Regions from separate parts of the Homo sapiens genome. Here regions 2, 3, 4, 5, 6 and 7 are each linked to region 1. Evidence: chromatin loops called from intact Hi-C (ENCODE). Cell type or tissue: PC-9. All regions are shown on one strand.

The links. Peaks named below come from ENCODE experiments on the same cell type or tissue, not always from the same donor. Only the 100,000 strongest peaks of a DNase experiment are listed, where the experiment ranks them.
Region 2: a loop joins it to region 1, with 13 times the contacts of the local background. A loop is called at or near these places in 101 of 110 quality-filtered maps.
Region 3: it touches region 1 in a loop (9-fold over the local background); 28 of 110 quality-filtered maps call a loop at or near these places.
Region 4: it touches region 1 in a loop (14-fold over the local background); 102 of 110 quality-filtered maps call a loop at or near these places.
Region 5: a loop joins it to region 1, with 17 times the contacts of the local background. A loop is called at or near these places in 13 of 110 quality-filtered maps.
Region 6: a loop joins it to region 1, with 4 times the contacts of the local background. A loop is called at or near these places in 3 of 110 quality-filtered maps.
Region 7: it touches region 1 in a loop (9-fold over the local background); 54 of 110 quality-filtered maps call a loop at or near these places.

What each region holds. Positions count from the first base shown.
Region 1 is chr14:68,814,965-68,818,964 of GRCh38, forward strand. No RefSeq gene overlaps it. Among named protein-coding and RNA genes, the nearest start is that of ZFP36L1, 24 kb to the left of the region's middle. RefSeq lists enhancers at 59-178, 784-1,003, 1,084-1,313, 1,330-2,069, 1,944-1,993 and 1 more and a silencer at 1,454-1,843. In PC-9, CTCF peaks have their summits at 1,919 (motif pointing left) and 2,126; a DNase peak (open chromatin) is centred at 1,827; H3K4me3 peaks cover 925 bases; H3K27ac peaks cover 1,156 bases.
Region 2 is chr14:68,246,700-68,250,699 of GRCh38, forward strand. The region is part of intron 7 of RAD51B (RAD51 paralog B); the gene reads left to right. Among named protein-coding and RNA genes, the nearest start is that of RAD51B, 430 kb to the left of the region's middle. In PC-9, CTCF peaks have their summits at 1,918 (motif pointing right) and 2,121; DNase peaks (open chromatin) are centred at 1,922 and 3,322; H3K27ac peaks cover 2,983 bases.
Region 3 is chr14:67,882,128-67,886,127 of GRCh38, forward strand. It overlaps RAD51B (RAD51 paralog B), which reads left to right. Exons shown (of 11, transcript NM_133510.4): 6 at 3,742-3,861. Among named protein-coding and RNA genes, the nearest start is that of RAD51B, 64 kb to the left of the region's middle. In PC-9, a CTCF peak has its summit at 1,818 (motif pointing right); a DNase peak (open chromatin) is centred at 1,784.
Region 4 is chr14:67,942,127-67,946,126 of GRCh38, forward strand. All of the region lies in intron 7 of RAD51B (RAD51 paralog B), which reads left to right. Among named protein-coding and RNA genes, the nearest start is that of RAD51B, 120 kb to the left of the region's middle. In PC-9, CTCF peaks have their summits at 1,917 (motif pointing right) and 2,116; a DNase peak (open chromatin) is centred at 2,055; H3K27ac peaks cover 1,869 bases.
Region 5 is chr14:68,138,078-68,142,077 of GRCh38, forward strand. The region is part of intron 7 of RAD51B (RAD51 paralog B); the gene reads left to right. All of the region lies in intron 2 of LOC105370546 (a long non-coding RNA gene), which reads right to left. Among named protein-coding and RNA genes, the nearest start is that of RAD51B, 320 kb to the left of the region's middle. RefSeq lists an enhancer at 1-557. In PC-9, no CTCF peak of the experiment used is centred here; DNase peaks (open chromatin) are centred at 2,304 and 3,764; H3K27ac peaks cover 3,467 bases.
Region 6 is chr14:68,464,310-68,468,309 of GRCh38, forward strand. RAD51B (RAD51 paralog B) reads left to right here. Exons shown (of 11, transcript NM_133510.4): 10 at 3,863-3,941. Among named protein-coding and RNA genes, the nearest start is that of RAD51B-AS1, 220 kb to the right of the region's middle. In PC-9, no CTCF peak of the experiment used is centred here; DNase peaks (open chromatin) are centred at 632 and 2,492; H3K4me3 peaks cover 543 bases; H3K27ac peaks cover 4,000 bases.
Region 7 is chr14:67,834,797-67,838,796 of GRCh38, forward strand. RAD51B (RAD51 paralog B) reads left to right here. Exons shown (of 11, transcript NM_133510.4): 4 at 284-400. Among named protein-coding and RNA genes, the nearest start is that of RAD51B, 17 kb to the left of the region's middle. In PC-9, a CTCF peak has its summit at 2,421 (motif pointing right); a DNase peak (open chromatin) is centred at 2,445.

The DNA of each region.
Region 1 (4,000 bases):
ATCTGTGGGTGAGGCATGAACGGGGTTTTCTGGAGTCCTTCATGGGAGAACATTTGGCTTATTATTTTAAAAGGAAAAAGCAAGGATGTCTCCTTTAGCTCCCAGTCTTCTCCAAGGCTGTGAAGGCACTTTCTCTTTTGCCTCCTCTGAAATACCGACCTAGACCAGCGAGGAGTCTGAAATCACAGCCTCAAGCTCGGCCAAGGCCCCAGGAGCTTCCTTGGTTGGACCTTGGGGCTGGACCCGCAGCCTGCCATTCCATCTGACAGGCCCTGACCCTGAGGCCACGCAGAGGAAGCACCCAGCACGGGCTCAGTGGTTTGTCTTCTTGCTTGGGCTCAGACCCATGGCTTTTGTTCCTCTGACACCCTGACATTTCTACTAAAATAACAAAGCAATTAAACACACAAAAGGATTCCATGACAGCCTTAAAAAACACCATTACATGTTCCTTTACCCAAGGTTGAAAACATTTGGGAACTTGATTTCCAACATCAAAATCCAGATCAAAACCCATTCAACAATCCCATGATCCCCTTGCAACAACCCTTTCCTGGCCAGTATCACAGGGTGCCGACCCTCACAGGGTCTCACAATTCAACAATTCAGTGAGAGAGGATGCAGCAACAAAGACTGTAACGAAAAAACAAGAGAGTCTAGGGTCTCACATCAACAATTCAGTGAAAGAGGATGCAGCAACAAAGACTGTAAGGGAAAAACAGGAGAGTCTACAGCTGAAGCTACTGCTACTCAAGGTGGGCAGAGAACGGAAGAGACGGATTCTGTTGGAAACTAAGAGGGGAAATCCAGGAAGGCTTCCTGGTGGAGCTGATCTTTAAGCTGAACCTTGAAGGACTGGTAAGATGAACGGATGTTCTGGAACCTGAGAAACACCCAAGTACCAGAGAGACAGCATCCATGTGTGAACTACTCTAGACAGAGGCAACAGGCGTGGTGGGGCCTGGGGCTCCTCAGAATGGCACCTCAAGTCCCCATGGTGGTCAGGGACTGGAATGCATCGGCCGCCTGCAGCCAGCTCCGCGGGGCCAGTCCCTGACCTCTGGCTCGGAGATTGGTGTGCCCGGTGAAGGAGTTGCCCAAGCATCTTAGGCAACCAGATACTACGCCTGGCCTTGGACCCTGCCACTTGCCTGCCCCACAAAAACCTGCTGACCGCTGTGACCTACTTTAACGCCCTCTGACTTCCCGCTCTTTGAATATGGGGCAAAAAGAAGAAGGGCGACTGGCACCATCCAATTCACTTGAGGCTCGGAGGCTCAGGCCTGCCTTCCTGGCGGCTACTGGGGTGGCGTTTCCCAGCACCCCCGGGAAGCTACCAAGGTCCAGGGCTCTCCTGGGCTTCTGCGACGCCCACGCACTCCTGCGGCCGAGCTTCGCGGTCGGGCTCTCCCGTCGCCACCCCGGCGTCTGCTCAGCCGCGAGCGAGAACCAAGCCGGGCCGGGCGCGGGGCCCGGGCGAGGCCGCCAAGATGGCCGACGCGCTCGGCAGCGCGCGGATCACGCGGGAAGGCTGCCCTTGGCCTCCCGGGAAACAGCCAAGGTTCCGCCGCCCTCCTTGGCGCTCTGCCCCGGCCGGCCTGCCGGGATCTCCTCCCCGGCGCGGTCTGCGGCTCCCGGGGCCTCGCAAACCTTCCAGGCCCGAGGCCATCCAGACGTGCACACCAGGCCCGGCCCGCGAGGGGAGACACAGGGGCCGGGGCTGCGGCGGCTGAGCTCCCTGGGCGGCTCGGAACGCAAGGGGCCGGCGAGCCGACGCTGCTGCAGGAGGCTGCGGCGTGGGGCGAGGTTCTCGCTACGGCTTCGTTCCCGTCCTCCCGCGGCCGCTCTCCCCCGGAAGCCCTCGGAGGCAGCACGATGGACGTGGCCACACTGCCCTCCAGTGGCCAGCTCGCCGAACAACACGTCTGGGCCCCTTTTGGGGGTCTGGGTGACGTGTCCACCCTCTCTCTGCCCTTTGCTACATTTGAAGGTGGGGTTTGCTCATCCATGGTTCCTCTTACAGGTCACCAAAGCTGCCACAGTGCACACTCACCCAACAGCAGGGGATTTGCCGCCTTCGGTGGTTCTCAAACTTCAGTGTGCACAGGAATCCCCCCTTGGACAGTTCTTTCAAACCCGGATTGCTGGGTCCCCCAACCAAGTCAGAGAATTTGCATTTCTAACAAATCCTCAGGCGATGCTGAGCTGCTGGTCCGCTGGTCCTGGAGCCACACTTAGAGAACCACTGGCTCGGCTCACTCTTTCTCTCACGGGGTTTCTGTCATCTACTCATTTAATACAGAATATGTCCTGCTAGCCCCGGAGGACGAGTGGACGGAACAACTTTCTCACCCCTCGCGGAGCTTAGTCTAACGGAGGAGACAGACTTGTTTCAACAAATCACCTAGAAAGAAATATAAGATTCCATTTGAAAAGACTTTCAAATTCCTATGAAGGAAAAGAATCAGGTGCTCAGAGAACATATATAAATGGGGCACTCATTTAGATTTGGGATGGGAAGGTTCTTGAGGAAGACCTCTCTGAGGAAACCCTTAAGCTGAGGCCAGGAGGAGGGATGAGGTCCTGAGGGGAATGGGGAGGGGACTGGAACTGGCAGGAGGAGCAGGTAAGATGCAGACCCTGTCTGTAGAAGCAGAGACTGGTAGGGGGCCAGGCAGGGGGTCACAGCCTCCTAGGCCCATGCCTCTGGTACCCACAGAGCTGCCTCCTCAGAAGGGCAGCATCCAGGGGAGAAGAGGGCCTGCCTGCATGCTCAGATCTTAGCTACCCCCGTCAGTGCCAAGAAGAATGCTCCACCTTGAGGAACCCCAGCCAGGTGCCCACAGCCCACAAACTTCTCTTTGCCTGAGCAGATTTATGTAGGTACCTTCTGTAAGGCCTGAAGGGCAGTCACATCTGATGGAACCAGGTCTGCTGAGTAATGATGAACAGACATGATGTTACCATCTACCCATCAATGCCCTCAGTGTGCCATCTCCTCCCTCCTGCAGTCCAGGATCCAGCTGTTTCTCCAATGAGCATTTTTAAGCACCTACTATGTGCTCTGCACTAGGATCACTGCAATGCTCTGTGGGGCATGGCACAAAGAGGCCAGCCTGCCCTAGGAGGCGCCAAGCACCCTGGAGGGCAGGTAGGTGGAGTACACCCTCCCCGCCCCAGTCTCAGCTCCAGCCTGCTGTGTGCACCCCCACCCCACCCAAACATCCCTGGGGTCACTCATTGCAGGTGGGCCAGGCTGACAAATGGCAGCCAGGAATTCTAGTGTTCTAATGATTCTTACTTTGTATCAATGCCAGCTTGATGGCAGGGGCCAGGATGACCACCAACCACTGCCACTTTATCCCTTGTGCTGACAAGGAGGTATCATCCCATTAATCCTGTTACCTTGCTCAGTCCCTTCTGTCCCGTTTTCACATCTGAAAAATGTGGGGTGCGGATGAGTTGTGTTAGATGATCTCCAAGGGTTTCTGATCCATGCCTAGCCCACCAGTGCACTGTTGGAGAGATGGACGAGAACAGCCCTGCCCAATGACCCCATGACCCTAGCATTATGCAAAGCAAGGCCTTTGTCGTTAACAGACTCCAGGTTAGGGGAAGGGAGCGGGGAGCAGCTGAAAAACTATGTGCAGCTTTAGAATCAATCAAATCAATCCAACTCTATTCCTGACTCTGTGATAGCCAGTAAGTGGTTTAACTTCTCTGAGCCTGTTTCCTCATCTGAGAAATGGGAATAGCATGGTACCTACCTCACTGGGCTGTTCTGAAGATTACTGATAATAGCTACCACTTAGCAAGTGCTTGATCCGTGCCAGGCAGCACACTAGAGGCTTCCCATCCACTCCATGAGGTCATGTGCAGAAGTACTGGTCCCATGCCAGCAAGGAGTAGGGCTCCATCACAGTTGTTAACGCATGACACCCCTACTGCTCTGCACACATATATTTATGTAGTCCTACGGCCCTACTGCTCTGCACACATA
Region 2 (4,000 bases), 570 kb before region 1:
AATGTTGACATTTCTAAGGAGAGAGGAAATCTGGATAAATAGAGTTCTTTTCTTGGCATTGTTAAAAATATTACTAAAAAGAGCAAAGGGTGTTTTCAGAGCTAAGTGGAAGTAAAGTCTTTCTTTGCAATTTTGAAAGGCCAGGTAGGTGGCTGGGTACGCACTTTCTTGTAGCCTGTTTGTTTTAGCCCGCAGTGGTTTCTGAGCAGCTCTAAGTTCTGATAAAGGACACAAACACACCCATGCTACAGTGGCCATCTCACTTAATGCTGTCTTTTCTATCCTGTGACTGAAGAGCAGGGGCTCTTGTTCATGCCCAGTAAGAAGTAAACCCTGAACTAAACATCACACACTGAGAATCTCTTCATAATCTAGGCACAGATAATCTTTAACACTAAACTACTGTGAAATTCTACCAGCATTAAGTACTGTATATTGCCCTGTGCTTGGATAGGCTGGCTAACTCGTAGGAAGAGAGCACTGTATGGTATCCTTTTGCTTTATTCACCAGCATTTTGGGGGAACATTTCTTTTACATTTTAAATAAAACTTCAGCTTGAAAAAAAAAATGTATGTAACTTGTAGGACATTTCTGAAAATTACATTATAGCTAGTCTATCACGGATTTTGAATTGTCTTTAAATTTTGCTATCAAAAGCAGAACAACAACTTGTCATCATAGAACTGGAAGGCATGGTTATTTTGTTTACCTCTTACTTTTTGCCCATTTGGAAACTGAAATTGCTTAAAGTTACATAGCTAGTTAGTGCAGGAACGGAAATGAAAAACTATTTCCTGATGCCTGGTTTATCACAATGGAAGGCTCTGCCCACAAGAAGGAAAGTTCAGTTCAGATTCCCTGTAATTTTAAGAACTTTCATGAATATACTAATTTTAGTAGAAACAACTAACCAAGATGGCTTATCATTCTCAACGGAACATAATTTTAAGGAGAAACACTTGGAATAATCTAATTTTAAACTGTAATGCTAATTCTTTATTAGTCTATTTGGGGGATTTTTTATATGTTGCATGACATACTTGCACATTTTCCTATTTAATACTTCTTTTAATCCTGAAAGCACTTATTTAAGAATGATCACTAGCACTCCAGGACAAGTTAAATACAGAAAGCCATATACATATAAATGGCAGACATAACTGCAAAAAGAGAACAATATAGTGAGGGAAATGGTCTTCAGGGTGCTGCAAAGCGCTTTATAGTTACAAAATGCCTTCATGTACATTTCTAATTGATCCTCAGGACAGTGTTGTAAAAGGAGGAAGAATGTGTGTGTAAGTGTACAGCTGTTTTCCAGAACACCAAATCGAAGCTCAGAGATATTGCACAACTCACCAGCACAGCGAGGAAGCTACTGAATTGGGACTCACACTCAGACCTTCACCCCAAGCCCATAGCTCATTTTATTACTTCATAATGCGTTAGTTGCAGAAGTAATAATACTTTAAAAAGCAATCCACATTTTTTCTGTTTACTCTTTCCTCTCTTCTTCAGGACAGAAACTGTACTTTCCTTGTCCAGTTCCAGTTTGTATTATTGTATTCATGGTATTTACCTTACCTGGAGGGAATAGGCCTTTTAAATATCATTAAAATTGGGTTTTTGAGGTTATGTTCTTTTCTCCTTCACATCCTAAACTTCAGACCTCATGCTCTTTGGCCTTCCATTCAATTCAAATGAGAAGGGCTGTTGTAATTGTTGGCAATGCCTCCCCAGGCTGCCACTGTATGTGAAGGATCTTCATGTTTGGAAAGAAAAAAAAAATGCAGTTTAGTGAAGTTCATGATTCTACTTTTACTCTTCTAACATAGCCTTTTTTTTTTAATTTATTTGTTTGTTTTTACATGTAACACTAGGTGGCAGAATAACTACACCACAAAGCACCACATCCTTTGTTTCTCACTACTCTGGGGAGTGGGTATCTGAATAGTGAGGCATAAAACCATCTGTGGCTACATGAGATTGGACCAACCAACAAGGCCAATATTTTCTTGACAGGGAACTGGCTGCAGTGATTCTAAAACGTATGCTTCCAAGATACTGTCTTTAAGATTTCCATCTTTCTTTTTTCCCCAGCTCCCCTGGATTTTAATTTCTCTGCCCCATTGCACTCTGCTAGCAGAGGGCGGACACAGCCTGCAGGCAGCTGCTTTGAAATGGCAGATTGGGATGGATGTGCCCATTGGTGCTGGCACCCTCGCCTTTGTGTGGCAGTGGGTCATGAAGGGTCTGGGGGTAAGGCACCTGAGTCCTTGCCCGAATGGCACCAGGCCCTCTGGCAGAGGGGCAGCAGTGGCTGGGCTGAGTCAGTTGGAAGATGCTGCCCTCACTAACTCAGGTTTACAGAACAGGTGTTTTTAAAGAGCAGTCTGATCCTGGTTCAGCTCTGTCACCGGTTTGGAAATACTGCCGTGCAGTCGGTGGGTCATTGCCTCTCAGTTTCTTCCTAGCAATTTGCTGGTGTCTGCTACCCTGGATGCCTCACATGCCACAGGACACACTAAGCTAAATAAAGCAGAGCAAGTTCTGTCTTTCATGTTGTGAAGAGTATGAACTTGGGCTGCGGAAATACTTCTTTGGATTTTTGCTGAAAAAGAAAAGAATAGCATTAAAACAAAACAATACTTACCAACTAGTAATAATACTCTAAGTATACCCTACATTAAGAAACTCCTGTAAAACCAAGTCTGAATGTATAAAATCGATCAAACAAAAAGGTTGTATTTTAATTACAAAAGCGTTCTTTGTAACTGGAACCACAATCGGATTTCATTAAATAGTGAGCTTCTGATGTGAATTGTAAATGTTTTAATCTACAAAAAAAAGTACTTAAATCTTGACTTTTCAGGAACCCACTTGTTATATAAAACAAAAACCAACTGGACTATAGTTTTACACACATACTTACATCACACCCTCACCACTTTCCGACTGGGAATCCTAGAGTATTTTTTAGTGTTTAGCTGGAGGTCCAGGTAGTGTCCTAATTTTGCACACACAGCCCTGGTGACATGAAAGGGCATTGTTGAAATGACCAAGTGAGTCATGGTAATCAGGGCAATCCTGTAGGTTAGAGATATGGGGGTCTTGTTTATTTGTTTGCCTGCTAGAGCTGCAATTCTTTCATAAACTACATGACTTTTGAAAATACCTCAAACAACATATATAAATCAGACCAAGGATATTAATCTCAGGCCACCGCCATAGTGAGGCTTTGAAGCCAGGGGAAGGTGGTGAGACCTTCTTGTTTGTTAAGGAAGAAATGTCATAAAAATTCCAAAGCAGGACTCAAATTTCCAGGGGAGAGGGCCTCTTTATTGTTTCCTCTAATAGCTGCTTTGGCGCTTTAGTGAATAAATGTGTTGCACAAAGTAACCCTAGATGCATCTGAACTTTAGTCTGGCTTGGCTCCCACTTTTGTATTTAGCATCCATTCTGAATTATTTATTTAAGATATTTTTGCTGTTGTTTGTCACTCCTTCTTCCTGTCTCCCTACCAGTCCCCCTCATTCGTCCTGTCTTTATTTTTACACTTCTCTAATTAATTGATATCTTCTGCTCTTAGCACTGCAGCAAATGTGCCTGCATTTTTATGTGGATCTTCACTATGCAGGCTATGCTTTTAAGTTTCTGGAATAGAATGATGGTAAAAATGAGTCATGGCTTGTTTCTATATTTGTTTCTGAGTCAAGAAGCTTAATTTTCTTACTATAATGCCTGAGATATCAAGCTATACAGTTTACTTTTAAGGGAAACAATCACAATTTCATCAATTCCTTTAAGTAGATGTTTTCAAATATTATAGAATTCTTTGGATTTGTGTTTCCAAAATGAACAACACAATGGTAGTGCTATTATTGTTTTAAGGAGAAAAAGAAGCATATCCAAAATAGGTAAAATCTTCCCCTAAATCCCCTGGGAACAGGCCTATGGGTGTTGCCCTGGCCTGCTCACAGCCCCAGGACAACCGGCATTAAT
Region 3 (4,000 bases), 930 kb before region 1:
ATGCCCAGCTAATTTTTTAATTTTTAGTACAGATAAGGTTTTGGTATGTTGCCCTGGTTGGTCTTAAACTTCTGGGCTCAAGAGATCCTCCTGCCTTGGCCTCCTAAAGTGTTGGGATTATAGGCATGAGCCACCATGCCCAGCCCACTTGGCTTCTTGGAACTATTCTCTCTTCTTTTACACCTACCTTCTTGGTCACCTCCTCCTCTCAGTCCCTTTTGCTGGATCCTCCTCATCATTTTAACTTCTAGGCTTTGGGGAATCCCAGAACTCAGTCCTAGGACCTTTTCTCTTCTATATCTGTACTCAATCCCTAATATCATCTGGTCTTATGATCTTTAAAATCTTTTATAGGCTGTAACTCCTATTGATATCTGAATTCTGAGCTTTCCCATGAACTTCAGATTCATATTCATTTGCGTAATGACATGGAACTTGGATAGGTTTACATACATGGATTTCCTGATATGTCCAAAACTGCATTTTTGTTTCCCCCATGAAGGAAATAAAACATGCAAATAACACCAATAACCAAAACCTTTATGTGAATCTTGTCTTTTCTGCTTCAATAAAGTTGTGATTCCATTCTTCTAGACACTCACCCAATTAGTCAAGAAATTCTTTCTTTTTTTTTTTGAGACGGAGCCTCACTCTGTTGCCTAGGCTGAGTGCAGTGGCGTGATCTTGGCTCACTGCAACCTCCATCTCCCAGATTCAAGCGATTCTCTTGCTTCAGCCTCCCGAGTAGCTGGGATTACAGGCGCCCGTCACCACACCTGGCTAATTTTTGTATTTTTAGTAGAGACGGGGTTTTGCCATGTTGGCCAGGCTGGTCTTGAACTCCTGACCTCAGGTGATCCGCCTGCCTTGGCCTCCCAGGGTGCTGGGATTGCAGGCGTGAGCCACCGTGCCCGGCCAAGAAATTCTTTCAGCTCCTCTTTTGAACTATATCTTGAGTCTAGTTACTTCTCATCACTTGACCTGTTACTTCCCTGGGTGAGGTCACTACCAGCTCTTAACTGGTCACTACCAGCTCTTATCTGTGCTAGCTGATCTCCTTGCTTTCATTCTTGCCCAAGCCTCTTCTCCATTGGGCAGTTAGAGCAGTCCTTTTAAAAAAAGAAGTCAGATCATGTTGTTCCTGCTTCTAGGCTTCCTATTTTGCTAAATAAAAGCTAAAAAAAAAAAATACCACTTTAGCAAAAAAAAAAAAAACAAAAACCACAGACCTAAAGGTCTTATGTGATCTTGGCCTTGGCTAGCTCTTTGTTTTCTTTTATTCTCCCTCTTACTCTCTGTGTTCCAGATACTTTAGTCTCTTTGTTGTTTCTCAGACACACCAGGCATCTTTCCACATGTAAGCTTTTGCACTTGTTATAATTCTCTATTCTTGTGTGCTGTTTCACTGGGTATCCACATGGTTCATTTTCTTATCTCTTTTAAGCTTTTGCTCAAATGTCACCTTATTAATAAGGCTTTGTCAGTTCACCTGACATAAAATATAAAATAGCGCTAGCCCCACCTGTCACATTCTATTCTCTCATCCTGCTTCATTTTCCTCTACAGCCTTATTACCTCATATATAATATATATTTATTTGTTTGTCTTCCTCAGTAGAATTTAAACCCTATGAGGTAAGGGCTTTTCTTTTTCTTTTGGTAGTGGTGGTTGTTCATTGCCATATTCTCAGCACCCAGAACAGTGCCTGGCATATAGTAGGTCCTCAATAAATATTTGTTGAATGAATGGATCTTAGTGCTCATTTTGAAAAGAATGCTTTTTATAAACAGATATCCACTAGATGGCATTATTTTCAAACTTTATGTAATTAATGTCTGGGAGCAAATGATAGGTTATTTTCTGTTTTTTGCCCTAAACAAAAAAGATCTTTGCAATGAAGATTGTCACAAGAAGTTACTAGGATGAATGTGAGGCATGTCGAATATTGCATTTATATTTGGTTTTTGATTTATATATTTTTAGATGTTTATTATAAAATAAAAAACATTTAGAGAAACAAAATTACAGCATATTGGTGTGTAAATGATCCATTTAATACAGTTATTTAGCATGGTAACTGTGAACAAAGGTTGTTCATGTCTATCCATTGACCACCATTCCTTTTGTGAGGCCTTCAGCAATGGCAAAGCAGCAGTAAGTTCCAGAGCCTTTCATTACTGAAGCCACTAGTGGAAATCCAGAAAATTGTCAGCTGTTCAGTTCTTGTTGCTAATGAGCTAGGTACTCTCAATCTGGTTCCTAATCAACTGGGCATTCAAATTTTGAAAAATTTCCATGTTTCTAGAAGATGTTGCCAGACCTATCCTGTTAAAAACTGGTAGGTTCTAAGTGCCAGAGATTTTTAGCTGACTTCTCTGACCAGCACTAAACTCAGCAAATAGTTTCCCTAATCAAAAATTTACACTTTTCCCCCAAACCCTCAGGATTTGGCTGCTCTGCCTGTGCCAATGCCATCTCATTTCTTGATTTCCTCCCTTACCTCATTTCCTTCTTCCATTTCAATCCCTGTGCCTCTCTTAAGCTCTTTTCCTGGATGGTTATTTGATCCATTTTATTCTCACTCTTCACACCTCTTTTGGTACTATTCCTTATTCATGAAGTATTTTTTCCTCTTCCTGTTCAACTTAGCTATGTATATTTTTCTTTTCAAATTGTTCAAAAATACACTTAAAAACAGTTGTTGAAGTTCTCTCTTCTCTTTTCCTGTTTTGGGCTTTTCTCTTTTATTTCTGATCATAGCAAATGTAAGGACTTGTTTTGGTTATGTTTTTAAAGTTCCCAGCTTCTTCTCAGAACTCTAACTATTTAGAAATGAAAACACTGTTCTTTTGTACTTTTGAGTCTCTAAATGGAAAACAAAATATAGGATGCTTTTTGAGTTTACAGCCTCTCCTCCCAGTTCCCCTGGGATGGCTAAGTACTAGGGCTGATAAAATGTCATTTCATTTAAAATGAAATGTGATGGTTAAACTCAAAACATTTAAAATGAAATGAGATGGTTAAACTCAAAGACTTATATTTTTAACATTTTTAACCATAAATATGAGAAATTTCTAGTAATGCTTTCCATATCTTATAATATGAATGATGGCATTTTAACTTGTCACTCTCTTGTGTTTGGCCTACTGCATGTATTAAACTGGCTTTGAGGCCAGAATTCAGTGTTTAGAAAATCATGTTTTGTTTACTAAGAAAGTATTGGAACATTAATTTATTTGGGCCATAATTTAAAGGAATTATTGCATAGCATTAATTTGCATGAATTGTTTCAATTGAGAAAGTGTATTTTTCTGGAATGAGACATGAAGACTTACTGATATCTATTATAATACAATATACCATATTTGTTCAAATATACTTATTTCATTCAAGAAAATGAAAGCATTCTTATTTAGTAAACATATCTTATAGCTGCTACTCTAAATATCACTTACAAAAAACATATTTAATCCCAGAAAGATAAATCTCAAGAGACATTGTTGTTTGCTCAAGATTAGATGAGATCCAACAGCCCTTGCTGGTTGCATGCTCTGACTGCTAACCTCTGTTAGTGCTTACAAAAGAGAGCTTAATTCTAAATCTGTATATTAAGCCATTTTGCTTATACCTGCTCTATTGATAAGGCTTAGGAGTTTCTCAAGTAAAATTAATTAGAGATTCAGCAATGTGGCTTTAAGTAGAATTGACTGTTTTCGTTTGTGCTATTTTTTTCACCCACAGACTGGTTGAAATAGCAGAATCCCGTTTTCCCAGATATTTTAACACTGAAGAAAAGTTACTTTTGACAAGTAGTAAAGTTCATCTTTATCGGGAACTCACCTGTGATGAAGTTCTACAAAGGTATGCTGCTTTAGATTTTGATTTTTTAGTAATGCGTTGAAGGTTTATGTTTTATCTTTTATGTTTCAGCTTCTAAGTGAAAAAAGTCTTTATAGGTTAGAATTATGTGGAGTAACTTTTTCAGTGTTCTTCTTTGTTA
Region 4 (4,000 bases), 870 kb before region 1:
CTCTCATATAATTATAACAGAAATAAGTAATTGGAGGGGAAAGGTTAAAATCCTGTAGAGGTTTAAGAATCAGTTAAATATGAGGCAGTGTGCTTGGATGAGACAACTAACTAGGAGCTGCTTCTCTTTGCTGATTTCTCTGAACTTTCCTTTTGAGATTTTTTCCTCTTTACTTTCGTAATGCATTTTGCAACTTTCATTAAAAAAATCCATCAATGTTTAAACTTCTAACAAATAAACATATCCTAGTCCTATTATGGAAATCACAATGTAGCAGAGAATAGCTTGACTTCAGCTAGAGAGAGGTTAATGATAGGAACCCTAAGGATTGATACCAAGATCATGCTTGTTTAGTGTTTTAATGACTCCAGAAGGAAATGGTGAAATCTGCTGATGACACCAAATTGTTTTTGCTGATCCAAACAAGGATTTCTGGGAAGCTTCTTCAGAGTATTTGGAATAGTAGAAGAATTGAGAAATATGGTGGCAGACACACTGAACTTAAAGTGAAGGTTTACGTGAAGTAGCAGGAGTAACGTCAATACGTTGAAGTTACAAAGCCTGCCAAATCTTCCAAAAGGAAGATTACGGAGTCTATAGTTTCATGAAAGGAAGACTTAAGACAAAGAACATTTATACATATAGCAAATGAAAACTATTATGGGAATAGTTGCAATTATAAAGTTCAGTGACTTAAAAATATGATGTCTGAATTTCTTTTTAAATGTCAGCAGTAGTATATCTAAATAGGTGTTGTTTCTCTCGAAATGGTCATAGAAGATTATATACCCATTTTATGCATGCTCCTTTCTTGGTACGTTCTTTTGTCAGTTTTCTGTGGTGGCAGGTCTTTATTTTGCAGGCTGTTTTGAATTTTGAAACAGTCAACTGTCACTTAAAGCCAAGTGTGATAAATAAGATGGGTGGTCAAACTAAGTAATAGATTTAAATATATTAAATATATTAAATGAAATATAAAGTAGTAAAACTTATTTTCTTTTATTGCTTTCAAAAGTGATTCTAAAGGACATTACCAATGAGAAATTGCAAAAATGTTTGTGTACTAATAGTGTTAGATTAAGTTCTTGGTTGATAGATTTCACAAACATCACTTATTTAGATATGTAAGTTACAGGGCTTGTACTAATACACATTTTATTATATTGGAGACAAACCATGTTTATAAGTGACCTTTTTAAAATGTTTTCTTTATGCTCCCTAAATATACACTTAGGGAGGAAGAAGGAGGTTTTGAATTAACTGGAGATTTCCCTAATGTGTTGAATTTTTCTGACTAAAGCCTACATTTTTGTAAAGAAAAAGACCCTGTGGGATAAAAAATACGATAGGCACTATCACAGGAGCTGTGGGCTGGCCATCTATATCCATCCATCTATCTATTATTCCACCCATCCCTCCATCCATCCATCCATTTATTTAATTAAGTTATTTTTAACGGTTGGCTCTGGAGTTGACATTCATTTATTTTAAAAGAACAGTGAATCATAGCTCTTTTCCTCAAGATGCTTGCTTTTATTTGCATGGTGGCATATTGATTAAGTACTCAGAACACTATTTGACATATGGTAAGCCCTCAATAAAAGTTTGTTATTATTATGACTGTACTTCTCCCCTCTAATGTATAGAGGTAAACATTTTGGTTCCTATTGTGACACGTGGGTTATAATGAGTTAGGGCCTACTTAAGAAGAAAGTGGAAAGAAAGCGGGTAAAATTGTTGCTCAGATACTAGCATGTGGGTGGAGATATAGATATAGATATAGGTATAGATATAGATAGTGTAGGTATTTACATCTAAGTATATTGTATAAAGTGACGGATTCTGAATTTGCTACATTTCTCATTTCTTCAGCACTCTGGGATAAAACCAGCAAAAATGATGTGATCTGAACAGACACAGTAGATGGCGCTGTAGGACTTAGTTTTTAAAGAAAACAGTACAGCCAGGGGGAGTGGGGGCATGGAGTGGGAAGAAAACTAAAGCACATTTTAATGGGCTCTTTTGTACCACCAAGACAATTTCATCTTAGAGTACGTGCCTCTAAGAAGTAAAGATTTTTTTTTTTTTTTTTTTTTGACAGAGCTGGAGAATAATTTTAGGAAAACTAAATCTCCCTGTTGCTATGTTTGTGCCAGCTTTGTCACTTGGAAAGTATTAGTTGTTTTAAGCCACAAATATATAAGGAAGTTATTTTCTTTCAAAACATTGCCTTATTTATGAGGGTTTTGTTTGTTTGTTTTAGCTGTCTTTGTCTCTGTATTTTAATATTTTTGCTCCTAGCTTTTTTGGCCCTTTGTTGTTTCATAAAAACGTGGTTGTAAAGTTAATTTGAACCATATCAATATGACTATAATGTCATATTTTAAAATTCAGCTATATTTTAATAGGCCTTAAAAATACAGGTTTACATTAAAGAGTAACATAGTGTTTTTGATACTACCGTAGTGTGTTTATGTACTTGATCTTATTTAATCTTAGTACTAATTGTATGAATTTTATTATTCACTTTTCTAGGTAAATAAACTATATCAGAGATACTTAGTAACTTGCCAAGCTCACATACCTAGTGGTTGAACTAGTAGTTGCTGCAAGAGTTTCGCCAGCATATTAAAGTTGTATTTTTTGAGCACTTACTGTGTGCCAGGCAAGCTAACCACTGGAAATACTATAGTGTCCAAAGCTGACCTGGACCCTGCCCTTATGGACCTTACAGTTATTAGATACCCCACAGACATTTTTTGAAATCTGCTGGATTGAGAGTGGGTCATGAAGATGAATTTGAATCATTGTGATTGTTGGATAAGCCAGAGAGCCCTTTCACCAAAAAGAAAGTAAGAATCATACCTACCTTGAATATATTACTGTATTAAAATATTTGTTTTAGTTGTACTCCCTGTAGCCAAGGGAAAGGCAAGACCTCCTTTGGCTACAATGAGTAACTAAACTGTCTTCTAGATAAGAATCAGGAAGAGTAAGGAAAATCTGGCTATACTATAATGTCAAAATTTTCCACTGATTAAATGGTATTAAAATATCTAAAGCAAGAAGGTGTTAGTTAGCAGTGGAAGTCTGAGAGATTAATGTGGTTTGTGTACAGCCTAAGACCATGTTAACTTCTAATTGGCTTCTCTAGTGCCATTTGGTGAGATCTTTTAGAGTACAGCCAGCTTAGTGATACCCCAAATTGCCAAGTACCCCTTTCATCTTGGGACATTAATTGTCAAAAATCTTTGAATTGATTTTTCTTCAGAAAGCTTCACTTTATTATTTTCACACAATACCAAGTTCTCATGATATTTATGGGTATGTGATTGGTGAGAAAACAGACCAAGAGTTGTTTTTTGTTTGTTTGTTTTTTGTGACGAAGTGTTGCTTTGTCGCCCAGACTGGAGTGCAGTGGCGCAATCTCTCCTCCCGGGTTCAAGCGATTCTCGTGCCTCAGCCTCCCGAGTAGCTGGGATTACAGGCACACGCCACCACGCCCAGCTAATTTTTGTATTTTTAGTAGAGATGGGGTTTCGTCATGTTGGCCAGGCTGGTTTCGAACTCCTGACCTCAGTTGATCCACCCGCCTCAGCCTCCCAAAGTGCTGGGATTACAGGCATGAGCTACCATGCCCAGCCCAGACCAAGAGTTTTAAATTGAGGTCCATGATTGGGTTTCAGTAAGTGTATGGAATGTCTAAAATTATATAAAATTTTATGTGTATGTACTTAGAATTATTCTGGGAAGAAAGTCCATAGTCTGCACAAATTTCTCAGTGAGTTTCATAACCCTTAAAAGGTTAAAAGTGGTTGTAACTAGACTTTATCAAAAGGGGTGTTCAAAAGTCACTCCAGTTCAGGATTGTGGAAAGATAACTGTCTTCTCAAATAGGCATCTTAGAGGAAGGGCTGTTTGGGTTCCTTTTAAGAACTGTAATCTTGAGATGTGGAGTGAATTTGGGATTTGAAAATCCCAAAATAGAGTTTTGGAACTC
Region 5 (4,000 bases), 680 kb before region 1:
TTACAGACCCAAGAAGCCAGGACAAGCTTGAAAATCTGCAGAGCTGCAGGCAGATTCCCATTTAGTATTTTTTTTTTCCAGGGCTCAGGTTGTTATTCCCAGAGTTTTCCACTCCTAATGATGTTGTTACTTCATGTGGTAATGGGTGGGTGGTGAAAGATGAAGTCTGCATTAAATAAAAGACATTTGGCAGTTAAAATTTCTGGGTAAGTATAGGTTGGTAGCATAACAAAATCAGAAGTACATTTTACCGTTTTGTTACATTGCTTTTGTGTGTAGTTTCACATAATAAAACAACATCTTTTAACAGCAAAGGCTCCTAGCAAAATGAGTGTGGCTTAAAATAGGGCAATTACCAAAGAACTTTACTGAGGGGATTAGTAACTCATTAAATCTTTTCTCTTCAAGGAGAAAAGAAACTTAAAAAAAAATTCTCTTTTCTTGGGTTTTAAGCATTTTGGATAAAAACTTTTCTGTCTTTCTCTGTATCTGTCTCTCTCTCTGCTCCCTAATTTATGTATTTATTTATGAAAATGATTTGTGGAATTTAGTCAGGGATAACTTTGTTAATTCTGCACACCAGGAAGTCTATTGAAAGACTTATTTCCTAATTGGCCCAATCTTTTGCTAACAAGGTATAATTGTAAAATTATCTTTTTAAAAAATAGTCAAGGAAATTAAGGCTCAAAACTCAATGTGAGCTTACACTGAACAGACTTTTATAGCTTAACTCAGTAGTTGAACCTAAGAGCTGTGCTTTTCTATCTTCATTCAATCTATGATTGAATGAGAATGGTTCTTTTAGTATTTTTTCATGTTTAATTCCTTTTTGATGAAGTCAAAGAGAAATTGGGAAAAGTAGCCATCTTTATTAGTGTGTTATCTGTGGATGCCATATACTATGGAAGAACCTGCCTCTACCACTTTTAAAAAAATGTTTCTGCAAGATAAAGATGATTTTTTTTTGTAATTATAGCAGCTTTTATTTTTAAAAATCACTTGAAACCGCATGAATTTATCCTTATTTCCTAACATATATACCAGTAATTAAAGGACTTTCCTCTAGAACTATAACATACTATAAGACAGGGCACTTTTCAACACTTCAGAGATCCTCCTTCAAAGATCTCTGTGCAATTCAAAACATTTATTACTAAAATTTCAAAACATCTCTGGAGATATTCTAAATGGTTTTTTTTTTTTGGCTTGTATAGATGAGAAAGTTGAGGTACAGAAAGATTGAACCTTGTACTTTGTGTCAGTCATAGAAGCAGATACTGCATACATAAATCATTCTTTTATCAAAACTCTTAAGAGGACAGTTCTTTGTGTCTTTGTATAAAATTGTTCTTGTTTTCCTTTGACAGCTTCAGGCTTTGCCTTATTAACAGCAGTGCTTATTTTTCAAAACCCTTTGATTGAGACAAAAAAAAAAGCAGGTTCATCTAGCCTAGGCAGAACTGGAAGAAGCCCTGAAAGGGATAAATTACCTAAGGGGTGGCAGTGTGGGGCATGGGAGCACTCCCACTGCCTCACTCTTAGCAGAGTACTTGATTCTTCTCAATCCCATCCCACAATTTCTCCCACCTGAACCAATATTTGCCAGTTTTCTACTCGAGGGTTGCCATGACTCCTGATGAGTTAATATTGGTAAAACACTTTAAGCCTTTGGAAAAAGGTCTCATAAAAGTGTACAATTGGCACTGGCCCTGATAGTAGTCACAGGCTTTTTGAGTGGGCACTAGGCACCCTCAGATAAGGTTAACCAGATCCCTGTTTTTGGCGAGGACAGGCTCTAGAATGAGGTCTGCTGCTGCCATCTTGAGAGAACACATCTGGTTTGAAACGTTGAAAGCCAGGTGACCCTTGAAGCAGCCACACAGTAATGTCTCCTCACTGCTTCTGCTTCCTGCTAATTTGGGGAGCAGCAGGTGCCTCCCTGAGAAACCCTGCCAGAGGGTTGGCATGCCATGCTGATCGTCTCATTAAGCCCTAAACTTTTTCTACAGAAGAAAACTCTCAAAAGGCGATTCCAGAATATGACAGAGAGAGGTCATGACAGATAATCAGATCAGTTTATAAAAAGTTAAGGATGAGTCATGTCACTCCTAAAGGAGTTGGCATCAATTTATTACACAAGACCAAACACTGAAGGAAGAAAAGCCTTTAGTCTCATTAAGGAGCCCAGACAAAAATCCCACTTAATCCATCTTGCTTTTCCTTTTCCTGCAACTCAGCTGGTGTGCAGGTGTAGGGCAGCTTGGCAGAAGATTTGAACGTTTGGAAAAGGGAGTCATTACTGAAAGTCACTGACACACACTTCCCTTGGAATGCTGCTGATGTCATGGAAAACCAGGACCTTAGCAATAACCCCTAACAACCACAGCTACAGTAAACAGTAAATGTTACCTCCACCAAGGCATTGGTTTTTAAAGAGTTTTAACAGGCCAGGGCTTGCCAGCCACAACTCATAAAAATGTTCTTATAATTTTACCCTACTCTCTAAAAGTGCTGGATAACTGCTGAGGTTTCTCTGCCACTTGGGATGCAAAGCCAAATTCACGTCACTTTCAAGGTTCACTAATCAGAATTTACAGCATTTCTTTTGCAGTCCTCTTCATACCCCCTGCCATGCTCACAGAGTTAGGTCTGGTAGATTTCATACTTTTTCAAAGAAGTCTCTTGTCTTACTGAGTTGTCTCAATTTCTGGTGATGGTGTGAATTAATGTGCCAGGTTTTGACTAGTGTTTTATTAGTCTAGAGGTTAGGCAAATCTGGTTAATTGATAGCACTCAATCTATAGGTTATATTCCAATCAATTTGAAACAACCGGGCAAAGTGGCATTCTATAGTTCAAACTCTGAACTGGGTATTGTCAAGGTGACCATATAATTTATCATCAAAACTAGGATATTTTTGAAAGTAAAGGGGCTCTATTAATAATTACTCTGAGATAACAGCAATAAACCGGGACTGTCGAAGCAAGTTGAGCATAGGGTCACCCTTGTTACTGTGCCAAGAGTCACCATCTAGCTGTCATTTATTAAGTCAGACATTGAAGAAACTTGCAGGAATGCAGAACAGTGCCACTCTTCTCATGAACATTTTTTGTTTTAGAAAATCTAGTCATTCTCATAAAAATGTTATTTATGATAAGATGTTATGAGTTTATTAGTGTTAGTTTTAAATGAATTAAATAAATGCTTTAAAATTCATCTATTTTAATTTCTAATATGGTAAATATAATCCTCCCAAGTAAAAGCTCTATAGGTCTTCAATAATTTTTATATTCTTAAAGGGAACCCAAGACTAAAAGTTTTGAGAATTGCTGCTTTTTCTCTGCATGGGAAAGAATATACTACTAAAGCAAAATGATAAATTCCCTGGCAAGAGAGACCAGCTTAATCATGATTGCATCTGCTACAGCACTAGCAAAATGTCCTGCATATAGTTAGTATTCTGTAATACATAAATATGAGTAGACAAATCTCGTGTGACAACGCTGAAAAGTTGCTGTGTTTTCTGACGTTTGGGTATTACATTAACATTATTATTTGGTTTAAGTCTTTGTTTTTTGATATTCAGTATGTTTGGTACTCTTTGTTAATCTTATTTCGACACAACAATGATGATGTCATTTTTCCTTCGAAAGTTTTATGGGATAGATCAAATTTCCTATGAAATGAGTATGTTAGATAAGAAAACATAAAGCATAATAAAAGTAGGACTCCTTTCTTTTAACCTGCCTAACTCATGTTTATCCTTTATCTCAGGTGTCATCTTCTTCATTTGGCCTTCCTAGACCTTCCCAGGCTGGTCTGCAGCCCCTCCCATGTGCTTTCAAAGTACCTTTTATCACAAGACTTATGACTCAGGGTCATTCCATTCATATGTTGGTTTCCCCAGTTAATTTTGAGTGCTTTTATGTCAGAAGCATCCTTTAATTTCCTTATTCCCAGAATTAAATGATGCTTGGTAAAGCTATTAAAGACTATCTGT
Region 6 (4,000 bases), 350 kb before region 1:
CAAAATTGATGCCCCCACCTCCAATCCAGTACACTTCCTGTATTCTTTATCTGCTCTTTTCATCCATTGCACATATACTCATTGAACATAACATATTTTATTTATTTTGTACTTCTTATCTTTCTTTAGAATGTAAGCTCTATTAGAGGAGCAGTTTTTGTCAGTTCTGTTCCCTGCTAGATTTCATATTTGTTGTATGGGTGTAATTGAATACATCAGCAATCTTATTCAAGTCAGTAAGACCAAGCTAGAATTCTGTACATTCTACTAGAGGTTGCTGCCCCTCACCAGGTTACTACTGACCTTTTGGTCACTCACAAGTCCACTTAATGGTATTAGCACCCAGCTCAACTTATCTTCACTTTATCCAGAAGGCTATCAAGAGAGTTTGTCACATTTTTTGCTGAAATCAGATATTTTTTATTGGTGCTAGCCCTCTGATCTATCACTCTGGAAGTTCTTTTCCAAAGAAAGGAAATGGAATTCATCTGACATAACTTATCACTTCCTTTTTTCTGACTGCACACAGATCATCCTTTTGATGACTCATTATAAATCCTGCTCCAGAAGGACAGTGCATTAATCAGTGACCTGTCCGAACTCTTTGATTTCCGGCAGAGAGGTCCCTCCAGGTGTGAGATCCTTTTGGCTGGGGTTCAGGGCTTGCTCATAGACTGGCTATTAGAAGGTGGAGTTAGCACCACAGAGTTGGAAGGCTTAGGCTCAGATGCCATTCTTGTGTCTCATTGAAATATTACATTCTTTTTTTCTGGGTCTCAGTTTCTGCAGTGCATAAAATAAAAAGGGTAATATTTTTAAAAATATAGCATGATACTTTATTTATTGCTATTTACACCCTTTTGGTTTCATGTCTAGTTGCTACATACAGACAACAAAGATCTGAGATTTTTTTATATGTTTAGTTTATTTTTACTGCTATTTGATCTAAAGGATTTACGTTTATCTTATCCATTTCCTTTTTTACCACTCTTTCTGGCACAGCTATAGTTTAGGCCCTTATCATCTCATCACTGAATTATTGGAGTTGCTTCCTAACTGGCCCCACATCTCCCATCTCTTGCTTCTCCATCTTAGACTCTTCAATCAGGCTAATTGCCTAGAACCTGGCTACTCAAAATGTAGTCTATGAACCACAGCATCATCGTCTCTTGGGAGCCTGTTAGAAATGCAGACTCTCTCAGGCTCCACTCAAAACCTAAAGAATCAGAATATGTAGGTCAACAGGACCCATAGGTGATGCAAACCCACATTAAAATCGAGAACCACTGTTTTTTCTTCTACCATGCCATTCCCCTTCTAAGGGATATCCTTAAAATTCACATTGAACCGGGCCAGGCGTGGTGGCTCACACCTGTAATCCCAGCACTTTGGGAGGCCAGGGCAGGCGGATCACGAGGTCAGGAGATTGAGACCATCCTGGCTAACACAGTAAAACCCCGTCTCCACTAAAAATATAAAAAATTAGCTGGGTGTGGTGGTGGGTGCCTGTAGTCCCAGCTACTCAGGAGGCTGAGGCAGGAGAATGGTGTGAACCCAGGAGGTGGAGCTTGCAGTGAGCCGAGATTGCGCCACTGCACTCCAGCCTGGGTGACAGAGCTAGACTCTGTCTCAAAAAAAAAAAAAATAAATAAATAAATAAATAAATAAATAAATAAATAAATAAATTCACATTGAACCATCTCCGAACTGTCTCAGGCAGAAAGCAATCTACCTTAATTTTCAAATGAGATATTTTTGACATGAAAGTGTAAATTCCCACCTATACTTTCTTCTCATTGGTTCTGAGAATGATGAATTAGTGTATCTAAATAACTTTAGAACATTTGTAAAAATTACTGCAACTCAACTGGAGACTTTCTTCTGGTAGGAGCCAAGTATATTGTTATTTGGTGAGTGAGGGTTAAGGGAACCATATGTGATGGGTTAGTTGGAAATGTTCCTATTATTTATTGTGAACTTATTTTGTGTTTGACACAGTGACAGGTATTTTGTATACTTAATTTAATCCTCATAATAATGCCACTTAGGAAGGTGTTTTTATCACCATTTTACAGGTGGGGAAACTGAGACTTAACAAGTTTAGGTTGTCCAGAGTCACAGTTTTGGTTAGAATTCAGGCTGCACTGTAGCATCAAAGATGTCAAAATACAGTGGTTGAGCCAAGTGGCTCTGCCCTGAGAGGACTGGTGACCCCGAGTGGGAGACACTGATGCTCTCTGAAGCCACCCAGCTTCCCTCTCTCATGCTGCCTTGTCATCCCCAGAGTGTTGTCCACACCCATTTGCTTGGATCTGGTTCCTGCCTTGGGAAGAGCGAAAGAGAAAGTGGAGGGCACGCAGTTTTCTTATGAAAACATAATCCAGAATTTCTACCTATCATTTGTACTCACATTCTGCTAGTCAAAGCTTGGTCACATAGCCACACCTACTTGCAAAAGAAGCAGAGAAATGTGGAAACTTGGGGAGTTATTTACTAAAGGGAAGAAGGGGAATGGCTGCTAGAGGAAAATTGTAGGCTCTGCCATAGGCTCCTAGCCAATCAGTGGAAGAGCTAGATTCCAAGCCTATGACTAAAACCTGTGATCTTTTCATCACATTTTCCCACCACTTCTCATAGTTGACAGCAAATATTTGTTGAATTAAGATAGGCCAAGATATTATATATAAGCCTTTTGATCATTTGAAATTGTTTCTTCCTTCTCTCTTGCCTCCCTGATTACCTACACGGTTCAGTGTTCAAACTGTCTTTGTTTCTGATAATGTTTTAATGTGTAAAACAGGAAACTGATAATTAATCTTCTTCAGTAGAAATACTATAATAAAATAATCTACTAATTATTAGAGGTTCTGTAGAACCATATGAGATGTGATAATGGCTTAATGATACTGATTTTTTTAAATGATCAAATAACCATCTCCTTTAAAATAAGTGTTGTCTTAGGAAAATGCCATTGCTGAAAACATTTTTTGATATTTTGGCTGGTATATCAGTTAACTCTTGCTGCACGCACTAATGCTTCATGACTCCACTACCAAAATCTCAGAGGCACACAGTGATATTTAACTTGTGTATCTGTGGGTCTCTAGGGGTCAACTCTTTAGCCTGAGCCTTCCTGGCCAACTCTGTTTCAGGTATCTATTGCCCTTCTTCTGAGATAGCAGACTAGCATGGACATATTTTTCTCTGACAATGGCACAAACGTTAAGAGAACAACTAGAAATACTTGAGGCTTTTTGAGGCCTCGGCTGGGAACTGGCACAACCTATGTCATGCCACCTGGCAAGTCATATGCCCAAACCCACAATCAAGGGCCATGGGAAATGCTCTACACCTTAAGTAATAGAAAATGTAGTCACGTAGTAGAGGGTTTGGTGAAGGACCAGGGCCAACAAAGAAACCTTCAATTGCTTTGCCTTTCGCAAGTTATTTTGAATATTTGCAGTGATAGTAAATCTTTTAAAGGTAGCTTTGAATTTTTTTAGTAAAACAGCTAAGTTTATAAATAAAATTAGAGAATCAAGCTAGGTTTATTTTTGGGCAGAAAGGTAGCTATTTAAGCATGTGTTATAAAATAATGAGACTTATTTCTAGAAGAATTGATTCAAGAATATGGCATTTGATGACAGAATAGTTGGAATAAGCATACAGCCTTTTAAGGTGACCACTTTGAAAGGATAACACTCATTTAAACATTGGGTTATAAAATGGTTTTTTTTTTTTTAAATAAGCCTTGTGACTTACAGTCCTATGTTACCACTTTGTCTCAAAGTGGGAAGGGGAGTGAATAGAGGCCCATCCCTGATCCTTTGACTAACCCTAGAAAAATGTGCTTTATGTGCAGATTCTTATTGCCAAGTCCCCTCTGGCTCCCTTCACCTCATTTGTCTACACCATCAAGGAGGAAGGCCTGGTTCTTCAAGGTAAGATCCTTGGATTAAGCCATTTCTTTAAGCTTATGCTCAGTGCTGCCCATTGCTAG
Region 7 (4,000 bases), 980 kb before region 1:
CTTATTAATTGTGTTGTAATTGCCTGGTTTCTAGTCCTAATTTCATAGTCCCTGGTTGACTTCATAAGACTGTGAGGGCAACGTCTCTCTCTTTCTGTTATGTCATATCCCCATAATCTAGCACAGTCCCTGGCACAGAGTAAATATTTGTTGAACAAATAAATAATAGAAGGGAAAAGGATGGATTAGGGTTAAAATTGCTAAAATTTAGAGAATTAAAGTTGGTTTATGTTTTTGAATATATATAGAGGTTGAAAAAAAACTTAATCATTTTCTTGTTTAGGCTTATGGGATAAAAGCACAAAGGTCTGCTGATTTCTCACCAGCATTCTTATCTACTACCCTTTCTGCTTTGGACGAAGCCCTGCATGGTGGTGTGGCTTGTGGATCCCTCACAGAGGTAAAGGAAAAATTTTTCGTACCTTCTTCCATTGACCTATAACCTTCAGAGCTAGGGAAAAAGTTTAGTTAAAAAACATAAATTATTTCTGGAACGGTAATCTGAATTAAATTATAAGTACTTCAAGGATATGGTTCTCCACTCAGTACTTAGTGTGGTTGTTCTGCAAACAGAGGTGTTAAAAACAAAATCCTTGCTGACTGATTAAAATCTACTTAGGTTGCTGTTTCATTGAGTTAACTTAGAAAGTGATAAATATTGCTGGGTGTGTTTATATATGTGTTATATATATAATGCATACATATATGTTATATATACATACATGCATACATACATTTATATGTACACACGTCACATATATGTAATATATACACATATGTCATATATGTAATATGTATGCACATAAATAACATTATATATTTTATATATATGATTATATCATGCCTGTAATCCCAGCACTTTGAGCAACAAGGCAAGACCCTGTCTTTACCAAAAAAAAAATAAAAAAAACCCAGAAACCATTTAGCCATATGTGGTGGTGCATGCTTATGGTCCTAGCTACTCAGGAGGCTGACCTTGAGCCAGGGAGGTCAAGGCTAGAGTGAGCCATGGTCACACCACTGCATTCCAGCCTGGGTGACAGAGCAAGACCCTGTCTCAAAAAAAAGAAAGTGGTAAATATTATGAAATAATATTATGAAACAATTGGGGGAATTAAAAAAGGATCACTCCTTATAAATTAGGAAGGACAATTTGAAATTTTATTAACATATGGAAAAATTATAGTATTAAACTAAAGTGAGCTGTTTTTACTTTCTGTTATAGATAAAATTTCTTTTAGGAAGTGATAGGTTATTGGATTAGTTAATACTGTTGGATAACAAATTATCCCAAAACTAAGTGGCTTAAAACAATAAACTTTGGTTATTTCTTAGTTTCTTTGTGAGTGGCTTAGCTCAGCATTGTTGGTGAGGGATGCAGTCATCTGAAGCTTGGTAGGGGCTGTAGGATCTGTTTCTGAGGGGCCCACTTACATGACTGGCAAATGGGTGCTGGTGGTTGGCAGGAGGCCACAGTGCCTCACCAGGTAGGCTCTCCACAGGCTTCTTGAGTCTTATGACATGATGGCTGACTTCCCCCAGGTGAGTGGTCTTGAAGAAGGCAAGATGGAAGTGGTGATATCTTTGGCAACCTAGCTTTGGAAGTTACACACCACTACTTCTGCCACTTTTCGTCATTAGAAGTGAGTCATTAAGTCAAGCCTACATTTAAGGAAAGGGAAATTAGCCTCTTTTTTTTTTTTTTTTGAGACAGAGTCTTGCTCTGTTGCCCAGGCTGAAGTGCAGTGGCACAATCTTGGCTTACTGCAACCTCTGCCTCCCAGGTTCAAGTGAGTAGCTGGGATTGCAGGCATGTATCACCATGCCTGGCTAATTTTTTGTATTTTTACTAGAGATGGGGTTTCACCATGTTGTCCAGGCTGGTCTCAAACTCCTGGCCTCAGGTGATCCACCCACCTGGGCCTCCCAAAGTGCTGGGATTACAGGTGTGAGCCACTACACCTGGCCAACCTTTTGGAGGAAGAAGTGTCAGGAATTTGAGGACATTTTAAAACCACTGCAGTTATTTTCCTTGAAAACTGCTTACAATGTGGTGACTTCATAGACAATGTTTATCAATACACTCCTGAGGACTTCTTGCTTGAAAGTTCTAGGGGCATAAATACTTTCAGGAAACTTCTAAACAAGAACAGATTATTTTCTTACATTCTGATAGTCATAATTTAACTGTGGATTTTTTTTCCTTGGAGATAGGGACCCTGTTTTAGATACTATATTTTATTTCCTGTCTTCCAAGAGAGATTTAAAGATTTATATGAGCAACACCTAGCAGATGCCTATTAAATAGTTGGTAAATAAATGCGTGAATTAGTTATTAATAAAAATGCACACACACACATACACACACACACACGCACACACACACACATCCTCTTCTTTTGGAATATACTGCCACCAGGTGGTGCCAGAATCACATGATTTTACATAAACTTTTTGGGCTGAAGTTCCACTTGCTTAAACAAGGTTTATTACAGTGTGATCCACAGTCATAAACTTACTTATTTAAATAGCAAAAACATTGAACTTAAGGAAGATTAACTGGGAAATTCTTTTTACTTTTTAAGTTTTAGAATAATTTTTAATACTTTTTCACTTAGCTTTTATTAATTATTTTTTAAAATCCAAACAGAAGTTACAAGCCTTTTAGGTGTTTTGTTGTTATCTAATTGGCTGACTTGGAATAGGAATATAAATACTTTGACTCCTTAGTAGGGGCAAATTCTCTCCTTTCTGTTCTAGCTACAGGTAGCTTCTTCAATCTTTTTTGTTTTTTGTTTTTCAACTGAGTACAGGGAGTATATCAAATTATCCTCAAACAGAGTTTTTTTTGCTTTTATTACAATTTTTAATTGATACAATAATTGTATATATTTATGGGGTACAGTGTGATATTCTGATATGTGTGTGCAATGTATAATGATCAAATCAGGTAATTGGCATATCCATCACTTCAAGCATTTATCATTTTTTGTGTGTGTTCGGAACATCCAAAAGCCCCTCTTCTAGCTATTTGAAAATATATAATAAATTGTTGTAAATTATAGTTTACCTAAGGTGCTATAGAAAACTAAGACTTATTCCTCCTGTCTTGCTATAATTTTGTAACTGCTAACCAACCTTTGGCTGTCTCCCTCTAACCATCTCAGCCTCTAATAACCACTATTCTACTCTCCACTTCTATGAGATCAATTTTTTTAGCTTCTACATGTGAGTGAGAACATGCAAGGTTTGTCTTTCTGTGTCTGACATTTTACTCAACATAATGACCTTGAGTTCCATCCATGTTGTTAGAGATGACAGAATCTCATTCTTTTTTATGGCTGAAATAGTACTCCATTGCATGTATGTACCACATATTTATCCATTTGTCTGCTGATGGACACTTAGGTTGATTCCATCTCTTGGGTACTGTGAATAGTGCTGCAATAAAAATGGGAGCGTAGATTGACATACTGATTTCATACTGTGTATCATACATGCGCATGCACATACACACATGTGGAGGTAAGAGAGAGCTAGCAAAACGATAAAGTAAATTGGGCAAAATGTTAACGGTGGGTGGATGTGGGAAAAGAATGCATATATATATTCTGTATTGTTTTTATTTATTTTTAATTTATTTTTATTTTAAATTAAAAAAAAAGATACATGGTCTAGCTGTGTCACCTAGGCTGGAGTGCAGTGGCACAACCATAGCTCACTGCAGCTTCAAACTCCTGGGCTGAAATGATCCTCCTTCCTCAGCCTCCCAAGTAGCTAGGACTACAGGTGTGCACCACCATGCCTGGCTAATTTTTTAAAATGTTTTGTAGAGATGAGGGCTTGCTATGTTGCCCAGACTGGTCTTGAACTCCTGACCTCAAGTGATCCTTTCTGCCCTGGCCTCCCAACGTGTTGGGATTACAGGTGTGAGCTACTGCGCCTGGCCTTCTGTTTTTATTAATACCATTTTCCTGTAAGTTTAAAATTATTTCTAGAT